2 separate regions of the Mus musculus genome follow, and region 1 is linked to region 2. The links are chromatin contacts, found by Hi-C or POLR2A ChIA-PET in ENCODE. All regions are on one chromosome and are shown on one strand. The core of a region is the stretch at or near the end of the contact, and the rest is flanking DNA. Distances in the headings are between cores, read along the strand shown. Region 1 holds the start of Aifm2 (apoptosis-inducing factor, mitochondrion-associated 2). Region 2 holds the start of 1700022H01Rik (RIKEN cDNA 1700022H01 gene).

Region 1 (6,300 bases), core at 1,705-4,204, 35 kb before region 2:
CCTTAATCGTTTATTTATTTCTTATGTGGATGTTTTGTCTGTGTAGCAAGTATATGCAGTCCAGATCCCCTAGGGCTGGAGTTATAGGTAGTTGTGAGCTGTCGTGGGCGCTGGGAATCAAGCCAGGGTCCTCTGGAAGAACAACCAGTCCTCTTAGCCACTAGGCCATCTTTCTAGCCCCATGATTTCTTTAACCAAATATAATTCACGTACACAGGTTACCATTTAAAGTGTAATTTGGCAGCTTTTACTATACTTTCCAGATTGCACAACCACCACAGCTATCAATCCAAATAACTTTCATCAGGGTGTGATGGGACATGCCCATAAACCCAGCACTCCGGGGGACACTGAGGTAGAAGGCTAGAGAGTTCAGGGCCAGCCTGGAATGTGTGGAGAGCCTGTCTTGGAGAAATCCTTTGGTAACTCTTCATGCCCTTGTCCTACAGATTTGCCTATCTTACGTGTTTATGCAAGTGGAGTTATCCAGCACACAACCTCTCATATGGTTCCTTTCCTTGACTTGTATGGCGTCAGTGTTCCTTCTTCACATGGCTAAATAACACCATCATATGACCAAACCAAATTCCCATGCGTTGCCCAACACTTTAGCTTTCGCTTCACGGTTGTTGTGAACAGTGTCTCTGGGGACGGACATCTGTGCGCAAGGTTTTAAACTTGGACATACTTTCAAGTTTAGTCTAAGGCTATGGGCAGAGCTGTTGAGTTGTGGATGACCCTAGCTTTAACTTCCAGCAAGGAAGTACAGAGAACCTCAATTATAACTACTGGGTTCAGAAATAATAGCTTAAAACAGTGGTCCTCACCCTTCCAAATGCTGAGACCCTGTAATACAGTTCCTCCTGCTGTGGTGACCCTCAACCATAATATTATTTTCATTGCTACTTCATAGCTGTAATTTTGCTACTGTTATGAATCAAAATGTATATATGTGTTTTCTGACGGCCTCAGGTGACTTTTGTGTCATTCAGACCCCCAAAGGCATGGAGACCCATAGGTTGAGAACTACTGGTTTAAAAGAAGTTTTAAGTGCTAAGTGATCTGTTGGTGGGGTGTTTGCCTAGAATGTACAAAGTCCTGGGTTAAATTCCTAGTATCGAGTAAAACAGGTGTGGTAGTGCACACTTGTAATCCCAGTATTAGAGAGGTGGAGGCAGGAGAATCAGAAGTTCAAGGCCATTTTTGGGCCCATGGTAAGTTTGAGGCTGCGAAGGGCTACATGAAGCCCCATCCCGTCTCCCTGCCCATCCCAGGTAAAAAAAAAAAAAACTTTATTTCTAAGTAATTTACCAATTGCCCCATCTCCCAAAACGTACAAACACATACACAATGTGGTGGTTCACACTTGAACTTGCCTATCAACCGTCCTCTCTGCCAGACAGGCAGCCTGAACCCGGTGTAAAGAGACCTTCAGGAATCTAGTGGAACACATTTCTGCCATAGCTGTTCAGAGGTCAAGCTTCAGACAACACACAACAGGAACCCTGTGCACCCAGGCCAAAGTGAAGCCACCCTGCTGTCTCCGCCACAAAAATCACCACCCAGCCTTTTGAGTCATCCAGGCTTCTCAGGAAGGAAAATTTCAACATTGACACACAGGGTAGCCACATCTCCACTGTGGCCTCGAGGCAGAAGAGGCTCCTGAAGTGTGACTCAATAGGCTATGATATCTGTCCCCTCTTCCACTGGGGAAGGGAGGCGATGGCTCCCCTCTTTGGACACCAAAGACCAGGCTGAGAGTGAGCACTCTAGGGACAGCTGCTGAGGAATGCACCCCTAGATATACCGTTGAAAAACACCCCATGCTAAAAGGGACTGGCTGATAGAATGAAGAGGAGAAGGAAAAGAAGCACTCACTTTGGCATAGACACTCCTGCACTCAGACACACACACACACACACACACACACACACACACACACCCCAAGTGACCTGCCCATCCCTGGCCATTGCCAACCTGCATCTCCCTCCAGACAAGGCCCACTGGCTGTACAGTACTTGATAGGCCCAGCTCTAGTGAACAGGAGGTGACTTAGGCCAGTGTTGACATGCAGTCCCTTGAGAGTGTGGCTGAGCACTTGGGGTGTGTTGGCAGGGGACACAGGCTCATGTTAGAAGCTGATGCTAGCCTTGGTTCATAGGTGCTGAGTGGGGAGATCTGGAAGTTTCTTTCCAAACTACACCTGTCCTCCCCCGGGGGCCTCAGCTCTTAAGACAGCTGAGCATTCCCCCCCCACACCCCTAAATCCCAGGGTCAAAATTATCTTAGTGAGCTATGGGGATGTGTGGAGTGTGTGGTCTTGGAAAGAACAGGGTGCCTGGGAAGAGGGGGAGGAGGGAGGAAGAAAGAGTAAGAGAGAGGGAGAGTGGGAAAGGGAAAGAGAGAGGGGGAGGAGAGAAAGAGAGAGAGGGAGAGAGAGAGAGAAGAGAAGGGGATTCAGTCATTGCTGGTCTCGCTTTTTCTAACAGAACCCCTATTTCACAGGGGGGCGGGGTGAAGCAGGCCTCCAATGCACCCCTGGGTAACCCTACTCACTTTCTCTGAGATTCCTAAGGGTCTCCCGCTGCACTCAGACACCTCAGTCCTTCTGTCTGAGACCCTCCCAAGATCAAGGCCACGCCTGCCCCGCTACCCCTGCGCGTCCTGCTTCCCCCTCCCAAGACCCCAAGTTCTTCCCGGACAGATTTAGCGGACATTGAGGAGCAATGAATCCCGAGGAACCTGGTCCTCCGGACCGGCGTTAAGTATCCTAGGCAACGGCCCCCTCCTAATTCCGCGGCCCCTGTCATGCCCCTAGTGTACCCCACGCCGCGCGAGGGAACAAGGATCCCCAGTGACCTCACCTGTAGCGGTCCTTGGTCCTCGCGTCTTCCGGCGCTGAGGCCCCGTGTCGGGGCGTGCCCATCACTGTCTCCGGGTCGCAGCCCCGCCCCGAGCCCCGCCCCCGAGCCCCGCCCCTCCCGCTGCCCTGGAACTGACCTTGACCGCCTACCAGCCGCTCCCTACTTGGACACTCCCAGCGCTGATGCAGCCTAGCTAGCCTCTCAGCCTGCCAAGATCCTGCGCCTTAGTTTTGCCAGGGGTTTCTGGGAGACAACCGAGAGCCTCCCCAACACACACACACACACACACACAAACACACACACACACACACACACACACACACACACACACACACACACACTAGCTTTGCCATCTGCACACATGTGCATACGGACTGAGCGCCTGCTGTTCGCCCAGTCTTTGGTCCTGCACTGGAGCTTTAAAATGGAGAGCGGAACCGGTATATCCTTTGGTTATATGGTAGCCTGGAGAAAGAAGGGGTTTAACACAAGACTCAGGAGCTGTTTGCCTATCCTGAGTGCCCTGGATTTCTTACCCACAGAAGCAGAGCACGGTGGTGCATACCTGTAATCCTAGCATTTAGGAAGTAGAGGCAAGAGGGTTAGAAATTGGCTACTGAGTCCACTTTGGACTTCCTGAGATCCTGTCAAAAAAATGAAGCCATCAAACCACCACTGCTGACAGACTGCAGTGGTGCAGCCTTTAATCCCAGCACTAGGGAGGCAGAGGCAGGAGGATGTCTGTTGAGTTTGAGGCCAACTCGGAGCAAGTTCCAGGACATCCAGGGGCTACACAGAGAAACCAGGTCTCAAAAACCCTACAAAACAAAACAACAACAACAAGAAGACAAACAAAACACTACCACATCTCCTGTCACCTACTGCTGTAAGGAAGCTTGGAGATCAAAAAGTATTCAGGCCTCTCTCCCATACTGAAGTCAGCCCTGAGCAAGGGAGAGAAGCAAGCATGTGTGCCAAGTCACAGAAGGATGCCAGAGATAGGAAAGCCAGAGCATTCGAAGCTACATAGGGGAACGATAGGGCATCTGTCTCCAAGCAGATATTGTCCCCTACCCTAGGGGCAGTAGGCAAGTGTCCGTGAGGTCACGTACATACCTGAGCAGGGTGTACTAACTCATGCTTGTACCCACAGCCACTGGGGAGGCTGAGACAAGGAGGTTTACAAGTTCAAGGATATCCTGGGCTACAGTGAGAGACCCTGTCTCAAACATACATAGGCAGTAGGTAGCATTTCTTTATTTGGTTGGTTGTTTTGTTTTGCTTTGAACACTTGTTTTGATGAGAATTTCACACATGAACATTTCCATCATTTCCATCCTGTCTTCTATAATTGCTACTGTTGCACACACAGAAACAGACAGAGACAGAAGCTACCTGAAGGGCTCCAACAGGCCCAGGCACGACATACATGGTACCAGCAGCTTTTACCCTTTCCCCTTCCCTCTCCTGGCTAAATCCTTAGATCATTACTAAAGCTAGCCCCGCAAGGTCGGCTCCCCTAACTGGCCTCTGACTCATTTCTGAGACTGAACACCAAGGTCCAGCCATCAAAATTCATGATTTGGCTGCACTGGCTAACTGTCCAGTCAGGATTCACCAACTCATCTGAGTACAGACTTCCCCTTTTTCTCCTTAAAAACTGTCCTTCAGAGACACCTGCTGCTGCCTTTGTCCCATCCACAGGCAGCTCCCCACCCTCCACCAATTTGATCTTCTGGGGTAATAACTCTCCTTTGGTGCCTGGGGGTGTTCTGAGCCACCTCCAAGCTCCCCTCCCTTCACTAAGTCCGTTTCATATTTCCCTTATGAACATGTAACCATCTGGGAATGGGTAATGTCAGCAGAATGAGGTTTCCCTAGAGAAACCTCATAATCAACCTCTCTCTCTCTCTCTCTCTCTCTCTCTCTCTCTCTCTCTCTCTCTCTGAAGCCACTAACTGCTAACTTTAGAGATGGGGCCTTATGAAATTTCCCCATCTGCACAGCATGTTACCTGGTGTGATTATTTGCAGGCCTTGTTTAAGCAATCCTATTAAGATTTTGTGGCAGGACCATGTCTAGAAGACATTAAGTAGGGCTGGAGAGATGGCTCAGTGGTTAAGAGCACTGACTGTTCTTCCAGAGGTTGAGTTCAATTCTTAGCAACCACATGGTGGCTCACAACCATCTGTAATGGGATCTGATGGCCTCTTCTGGTGTGTCTGAAAACAGCTATAGTATCTCATATACATAAAATAGGCAAATCAAGAAGAAGAAGAAGAAGAAGAAGAGGAAGAGGAAGAGGAAGAGGAAGAGGAAGAGGAAGAGGAAGAGGAAGAGGAAGAGGAAGAAGAAGAAGAAGAAGAAGAAGAAGAAGAAGAAGAAGAAGAAGAAGAAGAAGAAGAAGAAGAAGAAGAAGAAGAAGAAGAAGACACTACATCACAGCTTTGAAGACCTCTGGCTCTTACAGTCATCCTGTTCCTTCTTCCGGCTTCCTGAGCCTTAGGTAGAGCAGTAGTGTGGTAGATGTTACCCTGTAGTTAGTTTTACTTTGCCTTTTGATCAGTTGTGGATCCCTGTAACAGCCTCTAGATTGTTGCAAAAAGGAAGTTTCTTTGAAAAGGCACGAGAGCTACATTTAATCTGTGGATGTAAAGCTAAGTATTTAAAAGACAGAATTAGAATGGTTGAGGAAAATGGCAACATTGTGTCCTCCTCTAGGGTCTGTGCCACGGTCATCTGCCTATGTACCAGGGACGCATTCCCTACCATCCCATAGACCTCGAGTCTAATCAGACATTGTTGGTTACGCTGATGATAACATTTCCTCTGCTGTACCATGTCCTGTCCTGTTGGGTGTTGTGGTGATCTGTAGGCTTTACAGATGGGCAGCACTACTGATTGCTTGTCTCCTCTGGCAGCTTGCATGGCACCTTACTGTGAGGGCCAGTCCTCAGAGAGGCTTCCAGGTCAGCTCCAGCTCCATTCTTCCAAGTTCTATGCCCAAAGTGTGTGGTGTCTTCAGCAACAGAGTCATACCTTCAAGTTCTGGGAGGCAGCCAAGGGCAACAGCAATAGCCTAGATTGTTTTGGGAGTCAAAAGGTATTTCTTGGCTCATACTTTTCATCCCAGCACTTGGGAGGCAGAGGCAGGAGGATAGCTGTGACTTTTACACCAGCCTGGTCTACAGAGTGAACTGCAGGACAGTCAGAGCTACACATGAAACCCTGTCTCAAAAAAAAAAAAAGACAATACCCCCCACACACACTGCATATCTATAAGACATTTAAACACTGTGCCTAGCACCCAGCTGCTTGAAATATTACAGATAACAGATATTTTATACCTAGCTATTTTATACTACATTGCCCAAGATTACCCCACCCTCACCTCCAGCTCTCTGTCTCTCTCTCTGTCTCTTTGTCTCTCTCTGTC
Region 2 (6,744 bases), core at 3,316-5,815:
AGCTTTCTGCATGTCTTATTCTCTGACACATGTCCATAAACCTAAGTTCCCTAAAGTAGGAAAGCAAAGTCCAGGGCTGGAGACATGTTTCAGCAGTTAAAAACAGTTGTTGCTCTTATAGAGGACCCAACTTTGATTCTCAGCACGCACATGATAGTTCACAACTATCTGTTAACTCTAGTTCCAAGGGAATCCAATGCTCTCTTCTAGCCTCTGTGTTAAACATACATGCACGCAAGCAAAACACTCACACACAAAATAAAAATCAATGTTGCAAAGACTAACTAATCTCCTTAGTTTTTGAGACAAGGATTTTGTAGTCTGAAGGGAAGACTCTAGGACTCTCACATCTGCAAATTCAGATAACCAAAGAACTAGGCATTTCAGACACACCATCCCCCTTTACTGGGAGATGTACTCCTCCAGGAAGCTACCCATTCACTGCTGCCTACTAGTTGGCAACATCCCTAGCAATGCAGTATCTTTAATGATCAGAATCAAGCTGGGTGGGGGTGGTACATGCCTTTAATCCCAGCACTTGGGAGACAGAATCTCTTCGTTTGAGACCAGCCTGATCTACAGAAGAGTGTTCCAGGACAGCCAGGGCTACATAGAGAACATCTGTCTTGAAAAAGTAAAAAGCTGAATCAAGAAGCCAAACATGCACCTGGTATGAACCATGATGGGAGCTGTGTGTGGTGACATGTCCACGAAATCCCAGAACTTGGGAGACAGAGACAGGAAAATCTGTGCCCAGCCTTGGTCCACACAATGAGTCCTAGGCCACTGGGATTCTTAGAACAAAAGAATCAAAACAAAGCTATGAATGAAGAGTTCATTGACCTGAATAAGAAGTTATTAAGCTGTTCTATACAGCTCCAAAAAGGACACAGCAAATCTATCAACTGGCCCAGTTTGGTTGACTCCACTTACCAATATCCTTAACCATTTACAGATGTTTCAACTTGTGAAAGGATATCCTGTTTTACAGAAACATACAGGAATAAAAACTTCTATAATATAATCTAGTGTTACATATTACGAATTCTTAATTTCTTAAGTATACTAATTCATAATATAGTAAGAGGTTCTAAAGCAAGCAAACATCTTATTTGTTTCTTTTGAGACAGGGTCTCAACCATGAAGCACCAAGGACTGCTGCCAGTCTGTCTTAACTAGCACAGACACCAAAACCACTTTTCCTAGTGCCTATAGGCTTTAAGGGGAAAATGTATGAGTAAAGCCACTGAGAGCTCTAAGCACAGTTAAGAAGGAAGGATCTAGAAATACCGAGGAATGGTAAGATTCACAGAGACCCATTTCCTGGTCACACTGAATTTCTGTATCAGCAGCTCCGTTTATCGCAGAAAAGAAAAACCACTACTTTCTCAACAAGACAAAACTTGACAGAAAATGCAGTAACTGCAATTACACAAAACTTCCATGAACAATAACTGGAGGAAATTACCTATGTATGCACATTCATACATATGTGTGTATTTTTATCTTTTAAGAGACAGGATCCTGCTGTGTTGCCTAGACTGGCTTCAAACTCCAGGGCTTTAAGCTATCCTTATGCTTCAGCATCCTGAATGCTACTACGCAGTCTCACCTGAATTCTTCAAAGATGCTAGATGAAAGCAAACTATCAAATTACTGTGGTTTTATCAAGCCTATGGCCTGACCTGTAAACCTTAGAAACTACCTCATGCTTGCTCCACTCAGCTTTTATGAAAGAGCAACATTTGGGTGAAGGTACAGACAGAAACTGTGGCACACAGAACACATTTTGCATGTTAAGTAATAGCCAGGAGGGGAAGTACACACTTGCAATCTTACCATTCAAGAGGCTCAAGAAGAAAGATCACAAGTTCAAAGGCCAGCCTGGGCTACATAGGGAATTGAAGGCCAGCTTAAGCTACACATCAAAACCCCTGTCTCAAAAACAAACAAACAAACAAACAAACAAAAAACCCAAAACAAAAATGCTGGTGTCTCACCCATACAATGAATTGAAGCCAGCCTGAATCATGAGGTCCCATCACCAAGAAAAAAATAAAAAAAAAAACGTATGGAGGGGAGGCTGGGAGCATAGCTCAGTGCAAGCAAGGGATTCTTAGCTAAAATGCATGGCCCTGGGTTCGATTCTTGGCACTGACAAACCTGCACAACTTAGCACTTTAAGAAGCCAGTAACAAATACATGTTTAAATTCAAGTTTATTGAGTAAATAAAACAATACATCTTTCTTCTACAGTCCCCCTAGCCAGACATCCTCCCTTATCTCTCACTTTATTCCAGGAGAGACCCAGTTCATCTTTAACAGGCTGTGGCCTACTGTGGCCTCTTACACCCAACAAGTCTAATTCATGTGCACTGGTTTGCTGCCAATAGTCCAGCACTTTGTTTTTAGCCACATCTCTTTAGAAGAATTCCCAAGATGGACATGGGTGTGAAAGCTTTGACCACAGCACCTGAGAGGCTGAGGCAGGAAGAGGAGCTTTAGTGTGTTGCAGCTTCACCAAGCCAAAGTAGGCTACATAGTGACACTCTGTTTCAAAGGAAAACAAAACAAAACAAACAAACAAACAAAAAACAAAAACAAAAACAAAAACAAAGAAAAGGAAAGCAAATATTCTCAGCCTGGTTAATTCTACAAATGTGATACTTTAGAGGATTTTTTTAAGTGGTAACGTAACTGACTTACTTTCATTTTCCAATTTATTTTCCTTCCCAGTTCTTGTTTTAAAAGCCTTCCTACCAAAATGATAAGGAAAAGTATTAGAATGAATTCTTCAGTGATGTTAAAAAGTAGTACTGGGACTGGAGAGATGGCTCAGTGGGTAAGAGCACTGACTGCTCTTCCAGAGTTCAATTCCCAGCAACCACATGATGGCTCACAACCATCTGTAATGGGATCCGATGCCCTCTCCTGGTGTGTCTAACAGTTACAGTGTACTCATATACATAAAATAAATACATAAATCTTAAAAAAAAAAAAAAGTAGTACTCCTCTCAGAGCCCAGAGTTGGGCTGTACTGCTGCCCAAAGCTGAAGAAATGGCCTTGCTGACACTGTCCTTGAGATCTCGGGATCTGAACCAATTCATCCACCAGCAACCTTAGAATTTATACAGCACCAGCACAAATACCTTCATCTCATCCTCCCACCAACTCTAGCAAGCCAAGATGAAGACGAGGACACTCTTTAGGCTCCCTGTCCTGTTCAAGACTGTGCGGTCAAAAGCATCAGTTCCAAAAGCCAGGAGAGACGGATCAGAGGTTCAGAGTACCAACTGCTCTCCCAGAGGCCCTGGGTTCAAGCCCCAGCACCCACATGCGGCTCAGAACTGTAACTTCATCTCTAGGGGATCTCACACAGGCACACATGGAGGTAAAACAACAATTCACATCAAATAAAAATAAGGTATTTAAGAAGAAAAGCCTCTCACCTAAAACCAAAGCCCTTTTCCTGCTAATATTAAATTCCAATCATAAGACTTCCAAAAGGGTAAAAGGTAACTTTCTTCCTTAACCTACCACCTACACAGACGATAATCTTAAGAACACACTATTTTCTATTCTTCGTCTACTCTATCATCTATGGAATGTTAAGAATATTAAAACCAACAACACAATTCATGAACCTTAAGTAAAAACCGTGCAAATATCAAGATGGGAACAAACAAGTGCCAGAAAGACCATCAAGCAATAAAAAACGTACTCTCAAACATATTCACTCCGGGTGAATCTGGGATAGAAGGCAGCTGGCTATTAACTAAGAAAGTCTACGTAGCTGCAAGGTGAATGTCAAAGATCAGCTTCCTGACAATTCCCCCCTAACCCTCCCTTCTCAACCTGAGCGGACAGTGCCCAGGTACTGAAGAAACACCCAGTGAGGGAGGATACTGAGAAAGGGTACGACTACCAATGGTACCATTGGTCGGTACCATTCTCACCTGGGTAAAAATGACGAAGAAAACATTCATCTACGATAATCGCCCAAGAGGGAATTTTTCCATGCACAGGAAAAATAAAAAGGGTGGATGGGAGTGGGGTGTTGGTGGAGGGAGAGACCATGGGTTCCAGACAGGGCATCGGATACCCAGAGGCTGAACGTGGGGCTCGAGCGCCCACTCGCTACTCGAGGGCCACGATCTGCAGAACGCAAGGATGAGTGCCAGGGCTCCAGCTATCCTCACCGAGGAACCAGACTCCTCCGCTATGGAGGCCACGAAGCCGTCTCCTCCCCCAAAAAAAACCCCGACCGCCGCCACGCCACCCCGCAGCCCGTCCCCGCCCAGAGCCGGCCCGCGGAACCGCCTGCGTGTCACTGCACCCCCACCCAGCCCCTCCGCGGCGGCCCCGCGCCCCGGCCTTCGCTGTGGCCCGTCCCGGGCCCGCTGCCCCACCGCCACCTCCTCCGCTGGGGCCCCGACTCACGGCCCGAGGGGCTCCTCCGGCGGTGGCTGGCGGCGCGACCCTCCCTCAGAGCACACAGACCAGCAGTCCCCGGGTCCGCCAGCTACGCGCCGGATGTACGTCACGCCCCTCCCTGAGACTTCCGGGCACGCACGTGCCCCGCCCCCTCGACGCGTCACGCCGTCCGGGCTGTGGGTACCGCCCTAACAGCCACTCTGGCCGCGGAGAGGCGGGCCTAAGGAGTGACGTACGCTCGGGGTGAGGCTCCGCCCGCTCTGTGGAGGCTCTCAAGCGGGGTAAGACGTGGCAGCGTCTGTCAGGCGGCCTGGGCTTCTGTCCCCAACTTAAGCAGCTACTTAAGCAGCCTGGGGCTTCCGATCCCAGTATGTTTTCAGACGCGCGCCGGACATCAGAAGCGGAGGCTGCCAGATATCAGTAGAGTCTAGGACAGTAGAATTGACTTTGGAGACCTCAACCTAGGTGGATGTCACCTAGTCATCGTTTTAAGTTGTTTTCCCCGCCTTGGGATAGCGTTTCTATTTTTCAGCTTTCTAAATAAAAGCAACAAGAGTTTAATGAGCAGTTTTGGGCAGTACCCTGACTGCTTGGGATCCTTCATCTGGTTTAACCCTCAGTACGTATTAATAGCTCCACTGAACAAATCAGTTAACTGGGGCTTGCAAAATAGCTCATCCATCAGGTCAAGGTAGGTTTGCCTACTGTTTTAGCCAGGGCTCTCAGAGGAACCACAACTGGCCCCGCATTGTGATGCACGCCTTTAATGCCAGCCCTTGGGAAGCTAATGTCTATGGATCTCTGAGTTCCAGGCCAGCCAGAGTTACACGGCGATACCCTGTCTTAAACAAACGAATAAATAAGGAACAGAGATAGAATAATTATACATGTGCAACTTAAAAAATATTTACAAGTGTTTTGTTTGCATGAATGTCTGTACTATGTACATGTTTGTTGCCTGCAGAGACCAAAAGGGTGTCAGATCTCCTGGAACGGGAGTTATAGACCATGGTGAGATTCTAGTGAGCATATCTCTGCTGGGAATTGAACCCAAGTCCTCTGGAAGACCATCCAGTGCTCTTCACTGCTCAGCCATCTCTCTAACCCCAATATATCGTTAAGAGGATTTATTAGAGTGGCTTACAGGCTGTGGTCTGAGTAGTCCAACAATTGGTTGTTTCCCAATGGGAAGGCCAAGAGTTGGGTAATGGTTCAGACCATACCAGACTGATAGGCTCAGCAGTCCCAATCTGATGCTGAGAATCTAGGGAACTACTACATAGCCAGTAGTCTTCAGTCGAAGTTGGAATCCCAAAGAAGTAGGTCCTAATATCAATGGAGGGATGCCTCAACAACAGAACAGATGAACTTGCCAGGGAGAGTGAGGGCAAGCAGGCAAAAAAGCAAACGCCTCCTCCTTCCATGTCCTTTTATGTGGGCTGCCACTCGAGAGTGTGGCCCAGATTTAGGGTGGGTCTTCCCACTTCATATGATCCGATCAAGAAAAATCCCTCACAGGTGTGACCAGCTGCTTTCATCTTAGTTAATTCCAGATGTGATCAACTTGACAACCAAGATTAGCAGTCACACTGCTCAAAGATCAAGACTGACAACCTGAGTTCAAGTTCCAGAACCACAGAAAGTGGGGTGGGGAGGGCAGTCTCTGCAAATGCCAGGGCTGGCAAAGGAATGGTTCCTGTGAACTAAGAAGGAAAGCAAGTGAGTGCGACTTAGTTAGCCAGTGTTGGTTCCAACTTCCAGAGTTTGATACCAGGCATTTCATAAAAATGGGTCTAAAGCTACAGGAGGGTCTGGTGAGGTCTCAGTCATGAGGTCACCAAGCTAAAAAGTACATGTGACATCTCCCCTAAGAATGAGTTCAATCCCAGCACCCACATGGCTGCTCACAAGCATCTGTAACTCCAGTCCCACGGGATCCAGCACCCTTTTCTGACCTTCAAGGCTTCTTAGAACACACAACACACATATATGTAAGTAAAATGTTCATAGACACAAACTGACTAAGGTCATTTTAAAAATCAAAAAAACAATGCAGCAAGGTGTATCAGAATACAGCTACATTCCAGCCCTCGGGGGGCAGAGGCAGGAGAACCTCTGAACTCTGAGGGCAGCTTGGCTTGTGAGTGCCAAGAAGAGATGCAGTCCAGCCCTGCACGAGCAGCCCAAGGGGCTCCTTTCCCCATCCCATTCAAGTAAAGACAGGCATTTGCCTGCAGCTCAGAAGAATCAGAGTGACGTGAAGTTAGCCAGTTTATTAAACAGACCTAAGAAGAGGTACAAGCTTCCGA

What was found. Hi-C counts contacts between places; a loop is a spot of excess contacts on that map. ChIA-PET counts read pairs that join two places held with the same protein, here RNA polymerase II (POLR2A).
Region 1: a loop to region 2 is called in a map of gastrocnemius, with 8 times the contacts of the local background. The contact joins the promoter of Aifm2 here to the promoter of 1700022H01Rik in region 2. A Hi-C loop is called at or near these places in 2 of 37 maps with a recorded cell type or tissue (gastrocnemius and heart). POLR2A ChIA-PET finds 5 or more read pairs at or near these places in 2 of 5 experiments (Patski and embryonic stem cell).

Annotation. Positions count from the first base shown.
Region 1 is chr10:61,711,917-61,718,216 of GRCm38, reverse strand. Aifm2 (apoptosis-inducing factor, mitochondrion-associated 2) reads right to left here and starts at 2,954. Exons shown (of 10, transcript NM_001284300.1): 1 at 2,865-2,954.
Region 2 is chr10:61,678,111-61,684,854 of GRCm38, reverse strand. It overlaps 1700022H01Rik (RIKEN cDNA 1700022H01 gene), which reads left to right and starts at 4,565. Exons shown (of 2, transcript NR_126477.1): 1 at 4,565-4,716. It overlaps Sar1a (secretion associated Ras related GTPase 1A), which reads right to left and starts at 4,570. Exons shown (of 7, transcript NM_009120.3): 1 at 4,442-4,570.